2 separate regions of the Homo sapiens genome follow, and region 2 is linked to region 1. The links are chromatin contacts, found by Hi-C in ENCODE. All regions are on one chromosome and are shown on one strand. Each heading gives the region's core, a stretch centred on a gene start or an enhancer-like site at or near the end of the contact. The rest is flanking DNA. Distances are from core to core; before and after follow the strand shown. Region 1 holds the start of PTBP1 (polypyrimidine tract binding protein 1). Region 2 holds the start of CHAF1A (chromatin assembly factor 1 subunit A).

Region 1 (5,961 bases), core at 3,046-5,545:
AAGTATAAAAATTAGCTGGGCATGGTGGTGGGCGCCTGTAGTCCCAGCTACTCGGGAGGCTGAGGCAGGAGACTCGCTTGAACCCAGGAGGCGGAGGTTGCAGTGAGCTGAGATCACGCCATTGCACTCCAGCCTGGGCGACAGAGCGAGACGCCGTCTCAGAAAAAGAAAAAAATAAATCAAATAAAAAAATAAGAATAAAAATACAAAAATTAGCTAGGCGTGGTGGCAGGCACCTGTAATCCCAACTACTCAGGAGGCTGACGCAGAAGAATCACTTGAACCCGGGAGGCAGAGGTTGCAGTGAGCCAAGATTGCGCCACTGTACTCCAGCCTGGGCAATAGAGTGAGGTTCCATCCCCCCCAAAAAAAAAACAAAAAAAAAGGAAAAGGAAAAATAAATCTATGGAACTGCTCATGGGGAGGAGGGACGGCCTGGCCCTGCCACTCATGTTGACGAAGAAGTAAACTGAGGCACGGCCCTTCCCTCCCCCATCAGAACTGAAAGGTGTCTGAGGCCCCAGCAGGCCCTCTGCATGAGATTCGGTGGCTCTGAGGGCCTCAGATGTCCTCACTCCCCCCCCCGTTTCTCCTGCCAGGCTCAGAGTATCATTTTCAAAATGGTAACCAGCAAACCAACGTGATTCTCGCACAAAGGCAAGGTGAGCCTGTTCCTCGCTCACCCTGAATCATTCATGAAGGAGGCAGCTGGCCTGCGGGCTGGGATGGGAGACAGGAGAGGAGAAAAGACAGAGGCTGGGCCCTGCTCGCTAAATAAATCAGGTGCCCACGGGAGCCCCTGGGCGTCTTCCCGCGCTGGCGTTCTGCATATGACAGCTGACCTGTAAATTGCTGGGCCCTCAGCCATGGTTACTGTCAGGCCAGCCCAGGAAGGACACTGGTTTCAGGTGACCTGGGTGAGGTGGAGGCGGTGGGGGGGGTTCCTGGGACCAGGCCGCCATTGCAAAAACAAACGGCCTGCTTGTACCTGCTATCGCCCTCTAAGCTTCAGGTGGTGGGTGGGGCTGAGGGGCTGAGAGGTGGCCCCAAAGAAAGACAACCACATCCTAAACCCTGGAACCCGTGAACAAGGCTTCATTTGGAACACCAGTCTTTGAAGGTACCATTAAGTGTCTTGAGATGAGATCATCCTGGAGTCTGCAGGTAGACCCTAAATTCCGCGACATACATTTTATTTTTTATTTTTACTTTTTTTTTTGAGATAGCGTGTCACTCTGTTGCCCAGGCTGGAGTACAGTGGCGTAATCTAGGCTCACTGCAACCTCCGCCTCCCGCGTTCAAGTGATTCTCCCGCCTCAGTCTCCCGAGTAGCTGGGATTACAGGAGCAAACCACCACGCCCGGCAAATTTTTGTATTTTTAGTGGAAACGGGCTTTCACCATGTTGGCCAGGATAGTCTCAGGCTCTTCACCTTGTGATCCGCCTGCCTCGGCCTTCCAAAGTGCTGGGATGACAGGTGTTTATTTTCGTTTTTGTTTTTTAGAGACAGAGTTTCACTCCTGTTGCCCAGGCTGGAGTGCAATGGCGCAATCTCGGCTCACTGCAACCTCCGCCTCCCGGGTTCAAGTGATTCTCTTGCCTCAGCCTCCCAAGGAGCTGGGATTATAGGGCATGCACCACCACGCCTGGCTAATTTTTGTATTTTTGGTGGAGAGGAGGTTTCTCCATGTTGGCCAGGCTGGTCTCGAACTCTGACCTCAGGTGATCCACTCACCTCGGCCTGCCAGAGTGCTGGGATTACAGGTGTGAGCCATTGCACCCGGCCAGACACTGTCTTAAAAAAATAAAAATAAAAAAAGGTACTGGACAGGTGGCTGGTCATGTGGGGCTTGCGGGGTAAGGGATGGCCTTGGGTTTATACTTTGAGCAAGACAGGAGGCCTGGCGGGGCCACGATCAGAAGTGGGTTTTAACACGATTCCGAAGGGTTAGACTGGTGCTTGGAACCTGGTGGTCTCTACTGCTGCCAGCTGCCACTCAGACCCCCGGCCGCCCCTGCCTGTCTGCTTTCAGGGCGGGGCCCATCCCAGGCACTCCGCGAACAGACAGAAGCGGCTGGTTCTGGTGGTGTGAGGATGGGGGTCTCCAGGGGAGCAAATCCACAGTAACACACTGGGCTTCTCCCAGATCCACCGGACATTCCTGATGAGTGACCCTGGCTGCAGATGGCTCTTGGTGAGTCTCCGTTGACCGGGTGGTTCGGGCCAAAGGACCTTGCCGTGCGATGCCTCCATGGAGCTCGGCGGCCACCCCTAATCCGGGCTGGAATCCTCTGGCACCAGACGCCCGGCGGGGCTCCAAGGCTCCTGGGCCCACGCCAGGCCCCGGCCTGAAACGCAGCACTGCTGGAATAAAACACGCCAGAGAAGCAGGGCGCTAGGCTCGCCTGGATTTGGGGAAACGAGAATTGTCATGTCTTCTCCCTCCGTAGGTTGGTGTTAATGAAAAACCCCCTTTTCAGCATGGACTAAATCCCGCTAATTCTATTTAGGGAGCAGTGTCTACTCCGGGCCGGGAACTGCTCCGGTTTCCAACCGCAGCCTCCCGTGAGGGTCCCAGTGTGGAGGGCCGGGGTCATCCCCTCACTCTGGGATGGCTCCCAACCCGCTGACCTGGCCTCCCCGTCAGGCACCCTCACAGCTCTGTCAGACTCTTCATGTGATCAGCGCTCCTGGGAACATTAGTTTAGGGTGTTTTCTGCTGCTGGGATGGTGGCCCGGGAGGGACCCTCCTGGTGACCCTGCTGGGCCTGGCCCTCAGTTTCCCCAGCCGTAGGCTGGCAGCCTCGAACTGTACGAGCTCCAGGCCACAGTTTCCCCAGCTGTAGGTCAGTGGGCCAGGGACTGTAGGGGGCTCGGGCCTCAGTTTCCCCAGCTGTAGGCGGGTGGCTTGGGCCTCAGTTTCCCCACCTGTAGGCGGGCGGCCTTGGATTGTATGGAGCCCGGGCCTCAGTTTCTCCAGCTGTAGGCGGATGGCCGTGGACTGTGTGTGGCCTGGGCCTCAGTTTCCCCCGCTGTAGGCAGATGGCCGTGGACTGTGTGTGGCTTTGGCCTCAGTTTCCCCAGCTGTAGGCGGATGGCCGTGGACTGTGTGTGGCCCGGACCTCAGCTTCCCCAGCTTTAGGCGGTTGGCCGCGGACTGTGCAAAGTCCAGGCCTCAGTTTCCCCAGCTGTAAGCGGGCGGCCGCCCACTGTACAAGGTCCAGGCCTCAGTTTCCCCAGCTGTAGGTGAGAGGCCGCGGACTGTACAAGGTCCAGGCCTCAGTTTCCCCAGCTGTAGGCGGGCGGCCAAGGACTGCAAGGTCCAGGCCTCAGTTTCCCCACCTGTAGGCGGGCGGCCGCGGACTGTACAAGGTCCAGGCCTCAGTTTCCCCAGCTGTAGGTGAGAGGCCGCGGACTGTACAAGGTCCAGGCCTCAGTTTCCCCAGCTGTAGGCGGGCGGCCGCCTACTGTATAAGGTCCAGGCCTCAGTTTCCCCAGCTGTAGGCGGGCGGCCGCGGACTGTACAAGGTCCAGGCCTCAGTTTTCCCAGCTGTAGGCAGCCGGCCGCGGACTGTGCGGGGCCCGGACCTCAGTTTCCCTATCTCCGCAGTCGGGATTCGCTGTTCCGGGGCGAACAAAGAACGGTCGGGGGTGACCCCGGATCATGGCGCGCCCGCAGTATCTGTGGCCACTGTGGAAACAGCCCTGGCGTGTCCGGGACGCGACGCGGCCTTTCCCTCCCCGCGCGATCACCCAGATGTGAGCGCTCAGTTTGAATCGGACTTTTTGGCCATGTGCCCACAACCAACATGGAGCCCTGAGGGTTTCCTGCCCGACTCCAAGATGGCGATGCGACTCCCTTTGCCCTCACGGCCCAGGCGGGCGGGTCCTGCCCACTTGCAAGATGGCGGCAGCCTGGGCAAAGCACGCTTCCCGCCGCCTGACTCGCCACGTACCCACTCTCAAGATGGCGTCTCCCGCAAAGCCACGCGCCAGCTGACTGGCTCAGACGCCGTCACGTGATCCCATTTTCTCCCCCTCCCCCGACTACACAAGCCGTTTCCGCCTTCGGCCTTGAGGAATAACCGCCTCCCCCAATAGGCGCCTGCGATTTCTCTGGGTCCCGCCCCCGGGCGGCCTTCTGGCCAGTGGGAGGTGCTGGCGGGGGCCCGCGGGGCTCTCCCCGCCCCCTGGCTGCAGCGGGAGCCAATGGGCAGCGCGCGCGGGGGACGTGTGCGGGCGTCTCCGCCATTTTGTGAGTCTATAACTCGGAGCCGTTGGGTCGGTTCCTGCTATTCCGGCGCCTCCACTCCGTCCCCCGCGGGTCTGCTCTGTGTGCCATGGACGGGTGAGTCGCACGTCGCCCCGCGCCCCACCGCCCTCCCCGCGCCGCAGCCCTGCCCCCGCCGCCGCGCCGGCCTCCCCGGGGCCGATCTCGCCCCCTCTCGGGCGGGAGGGGGCGGCGGGCTCTCCCCTTCCTCTCCGCGTGGCGGGCGCGGGTGCGGGGCGGGTCAGGGGCTTCCCGGGGGTCTGGCCGCGTCCCCATCCCCCGTCCGGCCCGCTTCCGGCCCCCGCGCGCCCCGTCCCTAGCGCACGCGGCCTCCCGCGCCCCTCCCCCTCCGCGCGCGTCCCCGCACTTCGCCTTTGCCCCGCCTCGGCGGCGCGCGGCCCTTCCCGCTTCCCGTCCGGCCCTCGCGCGCCCGGATGGCCCTTCCCGCCTCCCGTCCGCTCCCCTCGTGCGCCTGCGTAGCCCGTCGCGCGTCCCCGTTGGCCCCAGCGCGCGTGCGCGGCCGCCATCGGGGGCGCGCGCCTTTCCCGCCGCCCGGACTCTGCCCCCGGCGCAGCCCCGGAAGCGCAGGCGGGGCTGGGGCGGCCGCCGGGAGGGAAAGCTGGCGCCGGGGCCTCGCCGCGGGCCCGAGTCTCTGCGCTCCCCGCCCTACCCCTGCCCCCCGTGCGCCCCGGGCCGCGGCCAAGGGGTTTCGGTGATCTCGGGAGAGAAGCGGCCGCCCCGAGGGTCTGTCCTCCGCCCCGGGGCCGGAGGGGCCTCTCCAGGGACCCCCGCGGGCGCCGTCATGGGGAGGGGCCTTCCCGGCTCTCGGGCCGGGGCAGCCTTTCCGGGCGGCTTTGCTGGGCGGGCTTCCCTTGGGAGAGGTGGGAGCCCCCTCCAGAAAGGCCGTGTCCCGCCGAGCGCTTCCTGCGCGAGGCCCTCCCTGGGAATAGGAAGCGGGAGAGGCTGGAGATGTTTCGCATTCTTTCCGTTTTCCTGAGAAGTTTTTCTTGGGTTCAGTCACTTTTAAAAGTCTGTTAAACGTGGTCCGTGCAGTCTGTGGTGTCAGAAGAGGCGCAGCCCTAGAGTGGGTCTGGACCCCTTAGCATGCGTGCGGGCAGGTGGGTCCTGCAGACGGCGAGACGAGGGCTCCCCGCTCTCGGACCCAGCACCGCGGGCTCGGGGGCCGCGCACTCGCCTCCCGGAGTGAGGCAGGAGGCCCGGAGGCTGCCCTTCCGACGGACGCTCCGAGTCACTTAGGGCCTCGCCGGGAGTTGCAGTGGCCGGGAGAAGCCGTGGGGAGCTCACTGTTGGGTCAGGACCTGGCCGGGGCTGAAGGGAGGGCCTCGGACAGTCCGGCTTTCTATCCACCTTCCCCCCGGGGTGTCCCGAGGAGGGAGAGTCGGGTCGGGCGGGGCTCGGGTTGATCAGTAACTGAGGCTGTGTTCTGGTCGGTCTGTTAATTTTTATTGACGGTTTCCACGGCCGCCTCCTGCTCTCCTCGGTGGATCGGGCTCCACTCTGCTGAGAGGCACCCTCTTGGGGGCCCACCCCTACCCGGGTGGAAGCTCTGGCCCAGGCCTGTGAGTTTGCCAGTTTCAGCCTCTCCGAGGCGTTTCCAACTTACTGGAAAGCACACAGCAGCCCTTGAACCCTCTCAGCGGCATCTAGCATTCCTCGGGGCTTCCGATGG
Region 2 (5,947 bases), core at 370-2,869, 3.6 Mb after region 1:
ATTCTCCTGCCTCAGCCTCCCAAGTAGCTGAGATTACAGGCGCGCACCACCATGCTAGGCTAATTTTTGTATTTTTAGTAGAGACAGTGTTTCGCCATGTTGGCCAGGCTGGTCTCGAACTCCTGACCTCAGGTGATCCAACCCCCAACCCCCCCACCAAATCCAGCCTCCCAAAGTACTGGTCTCACAGGTATGAGCCACCGTGCCCGGCCACCTCTCTTCCTCTCTCTCTCTGTCCTGTGTTCATCCATTCAGTTGCCCACGTGACACATCTAGACATCTAGGTCTGTCTTCATGCCTTGACCATACTTTCCACCAGTCCTCCCCTCCAATTCTTCCTTGTCATGGCAGCCAGAAAGATGCTTCTAGAATGCAATTCAGGGCCAGGGGCGGTGGCTCACGCCTGTAATCCCAGCACTTTGGGAGGCCTAGGTGGGCGGATCACGAGGTCAGGAGATTGAGACCATCCTGGCTAACACGGTGAAACCCTGTCTCTACTAAAAAATAGAAAAAATTAGCCGGACGTGGTGGCGGGCGCCTGTGGTCCCAGCTACTAGGGACTCCGTCTCAAGAAAAAAGAAAGAAAGAAAGGAAGGAAGGAAGGAAGGAAGGAAGGAAGGAAGGAAGAAAGAAAGAAAGAAAACCTGTTTCTACACTCACAGGCTGACACTGAAGTTCTCTGTTTTGTGTGAGGCTTTTAATCTGCTTGATCTACACAGTTCAATCAAATATTTATACATTCACTCAAACATTTATTGACCTGGTAAATATGATCAGTTACTAACAGGTCCTGGGGTTCCAGTGAGGAATGAGTCCTACCCTCGCCAGAACTAATGACAAAAGGCAGAAATTAATTCATTAGTCAAATAACAAACTAATAAATAGACACAGCTGTAATTGCTTTAAGGAAAAGAACAGTGTTGTAGGCACTTGATATTGTCAGGGTTGGGGAAGAAAAGGCTTCCTGGGGTGACGATCTAAGATCTGAAAAGTATAAATTAGCCAGGAAAAGAGCTGCGAAAAGATTGTTCTAGGCAGAGAAAACAGCATGTGCCAATTTCCTGAGGATTAAACCAGAAACGATCCATTTCGTCCATTTCGTTCACTCATTCTACATGTTATTTACTGAATGTCAAATACTTCCGAAGCGCTCCCCAGACTTCGTTTTATTGTTCTTGTAGAAAGCAATTTATAATTTTAATTGCTGTTGCTATATTTAGCCGATGTCCCATTAGGATAAACTCAAAACTCCAGGTTCCTCATCTAAATCCCACTTTCAAGTTGTCATCTGCGCCTTGCGTAAAATGTTCTGGTGACGTAAGAGCCTGGGCCTCCCTCCTCTTAGGGACTATCCCACGCGATCAGCCAGTCGCAGCGCAGAGCAATGAGCTTGACACCTCCTTCCTCCAATCGCAGGGCAGCTCCTCCCAGCCAATGACAGGCCTCCGAGGGGAAGCCCAGTCCCTCGCGGATATGTCAATGGGCGAGCCCTGGGAGGAATGGAAGTCACGGATCTCGCGAGGATGCCCCCGGCGCCCCTCAATTCCCGAGGCGGGCCGTCACGTGACCCGGGCTCGCCCAATTGGCGCGCGGACTGCGGGGGTCGCCGCGGTTCCCGCCAAATACGAGCGCGGCGGCCGCGGCGGCAGCAGCGGCGCGGGCGGGAGGGCGAAGAGCAGCGGCCGCCTGAGGGGAGCCCGCGCCTCCGCCGCCTGAGAGGAGGTCGAGCTGCCGCCGGGGCGATGCTGGAGGAGCTGGAGTGCGGGGCGCCCGGCGCCAGGGGAGCCGCCACAGGTCGGTTCGGGCCCGCGCCGAGGGGAAGGGGGGGCGCGGCGCGCGGCCTGGACGGGCCGAGGCGGCGATGGGAGGCGGACGGGCCTCCGGGCGCCAAGCCTGGTCCTGCGGGCCGGGCGTTCACCCCCTGGGGCCTTCTCATCCCCAGCGAGGGCCTGGCGTCCCCAAGGGCACCCTTGTTGACGTTATTGTTGTAGCCGCGACCATATTGTTTGTTTCCGGCGCTTTTGCGTCAGTTCGTCCCTCCAGGACTCTCTGGGGCGGTGGGTCGGAGGGGCCGAGAGGGGAAACTGAGGCCCAGGGAAGCGAAAGGGCTTGCCCTGCAGGTTACTGGATGCGTTTGTGTCCCTTGACCATGTTGGACCTTGCAGCGGGTGGGGAAACTGAGGCCCAAGGTCGCACGGGCTCGGGGACCAGTACCGATGCCGCTGAGGGTCGGGGTAAGCCCGGGTAAGAAGAGGCCCAGATGGTAGAGATGGCCAGGAGGGTGGGACTCCCGAGTTCTTGCTCCTTCCTGATATGCACCGTGACTTCCTCCTCCGTGTGCCTTGGAATGGGGTCTTTGGAGCCCACCACAGGCCTCCTGAAACGTGGGAGGGTGAACCAAGGAAGACCAGACTGTCCCTCTCCCTTGCTGGACTCTGCATTACATAACGCTTTGGCAGCACTTGGCATTACGCTTTGGCACATAGTAGGTGCTCAGTAAATAACGTGAACGAATGAAGGGCTAGAATGGACGCCAGTCCAGTTTCTCAGCCTCAGCAGTGTTGATATTTGTTGCCGTCCTGGGCACGGCACTGCAGGGTGTTAAGCATCATCCCTGGCCTCCGCCTTTTGCAGGCCAGTAGCAGCCCCTCTCACCATGCCTTAGTAACAGCCAGAAATACCATTGCCCTGTGTCCCCTATGGGGCAGATTCCGCCTTGGCTGAAAATCATGGCTGTAGTTCCTTCTAGCCTGTGGGATTTCCCGGAGACATAAAATTAATATAAAGTTGGTACTGTCGTGGAGCTGTGATGTTTTAAGTCAGGATGTTTAACTTTATTTATTTATTTATTTTGAGACTGAGTCTTGCTCTGTTGCCCAACCTCTGCCTCTCTGGTTCAAGCGATTCTTCTGCCTCAGCCTCCCAAGTAGCTGGGATTACAGGCCTGCACCACCATGCCTGGCTAATTTTTGTATTTTTTAGTAGAGACGGGGTTTCACCATGTTGGGCAGGCTGGTCTCGAACTTCTGACCTCAGGTAATCCACCTGCATTGGCCTCCCAAAATGCTGGGATTACAGGCATGAGCCACCATGCCTGGCCAGGATATTTAACTTTAAAAAAAAAAATCGCTACTCGCTAGGACCATGCTATCATGAAAGGAAAGTATATTTTAGTGCCAAATAAAATTAGAAAGGATGTAATCGCAGAATAAAGAGCAGTTAGTAACTTTATACACACATATGTGTTAATCGTGTGTATCTTTGGATCTCTGGATTGGGAGTGTCCCGTTTTATATACAAGATTTTTTAATGAGGGTGGGTCCTGTTTTTAATGAGGTTGTTTCTGTTCCACTTGCACCAAAGCTAGTGACTCAAAGCCACACAAATAGATTTTTGTGATTGTCTCGAAAATAAAGTTAAGTGACTAAAAATCATATCCTTCAGTTAGGGGGTAGAAATCCATGGCTTTTGGTAAGTGGACACTTGAGAATGATACTGTCTTTATTTCTTTGAAGTGGCTAGAAAGGAAACATGAATTTTCTCAGTACCTTTTCTTATTCACTAAGCTTGGGGCGGTGGGTGAGGGGTGGTTTCATGTATGGACGATGGAGTTTTTTAGGAAGCCCCAGTCTGCTTTTAAAAAGTACTCACTTTTATGTAATGCTTACAAAACATACGTAGATTAACCAAAATAACTAAACTAGGTTTTGCCAAGCCAGATCTCCTGGTAAGTGTGAGCTTCCTAAACTTACTCTGTTTAAGGTATTTATCTAAAGACTCGCTTCTATTTATGATCACTGCTGCATCTGCTTTGATATTATTAGATGGTTTCTTGAGATTTTTTTTGCAGGAAAATATTTTGTCTTATCTTCTCTTGACAGCACTTCAGCTCCTGCCTGGCAAGCTCAAAGTGCTTTAAATTGTGGTACCTTCATGAATTCTCTTTAAAAAGAAAAGGATCCCTTTTCTGATTTTACAGATTTGGTGGTGGTATGGGGGCTTGGGTTGGAGGAAGATGTTTGGGGATCATGGGAATGAAATAGGTAATCTGATGTTTTCTCTCCTCCCTACTTTTACTCATTCCACTTTCATTTCATGAAACAGTTCCGGTTACTCTCTTAGTTGGCTTTCTGATTTATTCCAGACCCTAACCAGGTACCATAGGTGCAGCATGGAACAAGTCTTTCTGCTGTCATAGAGTTGGCATTTTGTTTCCAGAGAGACGTAATAAACACGAAAGTTTCAGATTAAATGCCACAAAGAAAATAAAACAAGACATGACAGTGTCTAGGGTAGGATTTCTCAACCTATTAACATTTTGAGGCCAAGCGCCGTGGCCAGCACTTTGGGAGGCTGAGGCGGGTGGATCACGAGGTCAGGAGTTCGAGACCATTCTGGCTAACATGGTGAAACCCCGTCTCTGCTAAAAATACAAAAATTAGCCGAGAGTGGTGGCATGCGCCTGTAGTCCCAGCTACTTGAGAGAGTGAGGCAGGAGAATCGCTTGAACCCAGGAGGCGGAGGTTGCAGTGAGCTGAGACTGTGCCATTGCACTCCAGCCTGGGCGACAGAGTGAGACTCTGTCTCCAAAAAAAAAAAAAAAATTTTTTTTTTTTGGCCCATATAATTCTTCATTGTGGTGTGCTGTGCATTGCATTGTGGGACATTTAGCAGAATCCCTGGCCTCTACCCACTGGATGTGAATAGCATCCCTTTGAGCCCTCCCTGCATCATGACAACCAAAAACATCTCTAGACTGTGTCAAATGGCCCCCGAGGACAGAGGGGTCAGAATTGCCTCCACCTTGTACATAATTGGCTCTACATATGTATTTGCTAACTTGATTATTTGCAGAATTTAACAGTTTACCCTTTGACACTTTTATTTGCAGCCATGGATTGCAAAGATAGACCAGCTTTTCCAGTTAAGAAGTTAATACAAGGTAATTATTTGGAAATGGGTTAAAGAGTTGTTCGTAGTTTATAGTCTTCCTTGTCTCTTGTTGGAGACCTCAGTGGAAGCCTGGAGCTAGAGGGGAGAGAAACAGTCCTTCTTCAGACCAGGAAGCTGGGAAAATGCTTTTCACACAGTAATGTCTCGTGGGGTTCCCACAAGTAAACCCCGAGGCCTCCACTTATGCACGATTGGTGTTTTGTAACTTGCAGCTGGGAGCTCTCCTGTATGTTGTAGGGAGCGTAGCAGCATCCCTGGCCTCTTCCCACCGGATGCCAGTAAGTGCATCCTCCAAGTCGTAACAACCAAAAATATCTCTATACGTGGCTGATGTCCCCTGGGAGGTAGAACTGCCCCCTCAGAGAACCACTGTTGTCCTGGAAGATAAATGCTCCCAAATCCTTCTGCATAAAACGGGGAGTGTGTTCACCCTTGGGCCAGATGAGCGGTTGGATTGTAATTTTTTTTTTTTTTTTTTTGAGACGGAGTCTCATTCTGTTGCCCAGGCTGGAGTGCAGTGGTGCGATCTCTGCTCACTGCAACCTCCGCCTCCTGGGTTCAAGCAATTCTCCTCCTTCAGCCTCCCAAGTAGCTGGGATTACAGGCGCGTGCCACCACACCCAGCTAATTTTTCTATTTTTAGTAGAGATGGGGTTTTACCATGTTGGCCGGGATGGTCTCGATCTCCTGACCTTGTGATCCCCCTGCCTCAGCCTTTCAAAGTGCTGGGATTACAGGTGTGAGCCACCGCACCCGGCCCAGATTGTATTTTTAGAAACTACAGTTTTGGGTTTTTCAAACTTGGGCTGGGTGCAGTGTTGCATACCTGTAAAACCAGCTATTTGAGAGGCTGGGGTGGGAGGAGTGCTTGAGTCCAGGAGTTCAAGGCTGCGGTGAATTATAATGACACCACTGCTCTTCAGCCTGGATGACAGAGGAAGACTCTGTCTCTTGAAAAAAAGGGGGACGCCAGATGCTAGGCTCACACCTGTAA

What was found. A loop is a pair of places that touch in the nucleus more often than their neighbours do. Pooled maps may share reads with other maps.
Region 2: a loop to region 1 is called in a map of CD8-positive, alpha-beta T cell, with 23 times the contacts of the local background. The contact joins the promoter of CHAF1A here to the promoter of PTBP1 in region 1. A Hi-C loop is called at or near these places in 2 of 168 maps with a recorded cell type or tissue (CD8-positive, alpha-beta T cell and naive thymus-derived CD4-positive, alpha-beta T cell), 1 of 37 single-sample maps with no recorded cell type and 5 of 50 pooled maps.

Annotation. Positions count from the first base shown.
Region 1 is chr19:793,157-799,117 of GRCh38, forward strand. It overlaps PTBP1 (polypyrimidine tract binding protein 1), which reads left to right and starts at 4,296. Exons shown (of 15, transcript NM_002819.5): 1 at 4,296-4,349. The coding sequence starts at 4,342. RefSeq lists enhancers at 3,415-4,050, 3,703-4,042, 4,249-5,134, 5,135-5,961 and silencers at 3,955-4,309, 4,073-4,422, 4,433-4,612, 4,683-4,992.
Region 2 is chr19:4,401,021-4,406,967 of GRCh38, forward strand. It overlaps CHAF1A (chromatin assembly factor 1 subunit A), which reads left to right and starts at 1,620. Exons shown (of 15, transcript NM_005483.3): 1 at 1,620-1,794; 2 at 4,892-4,942. The coding sequence starts at 1,743. RefSeq lists enhancers at 1,380-2,077, 2,078-2,773 and a silencer at 1,588-1,867.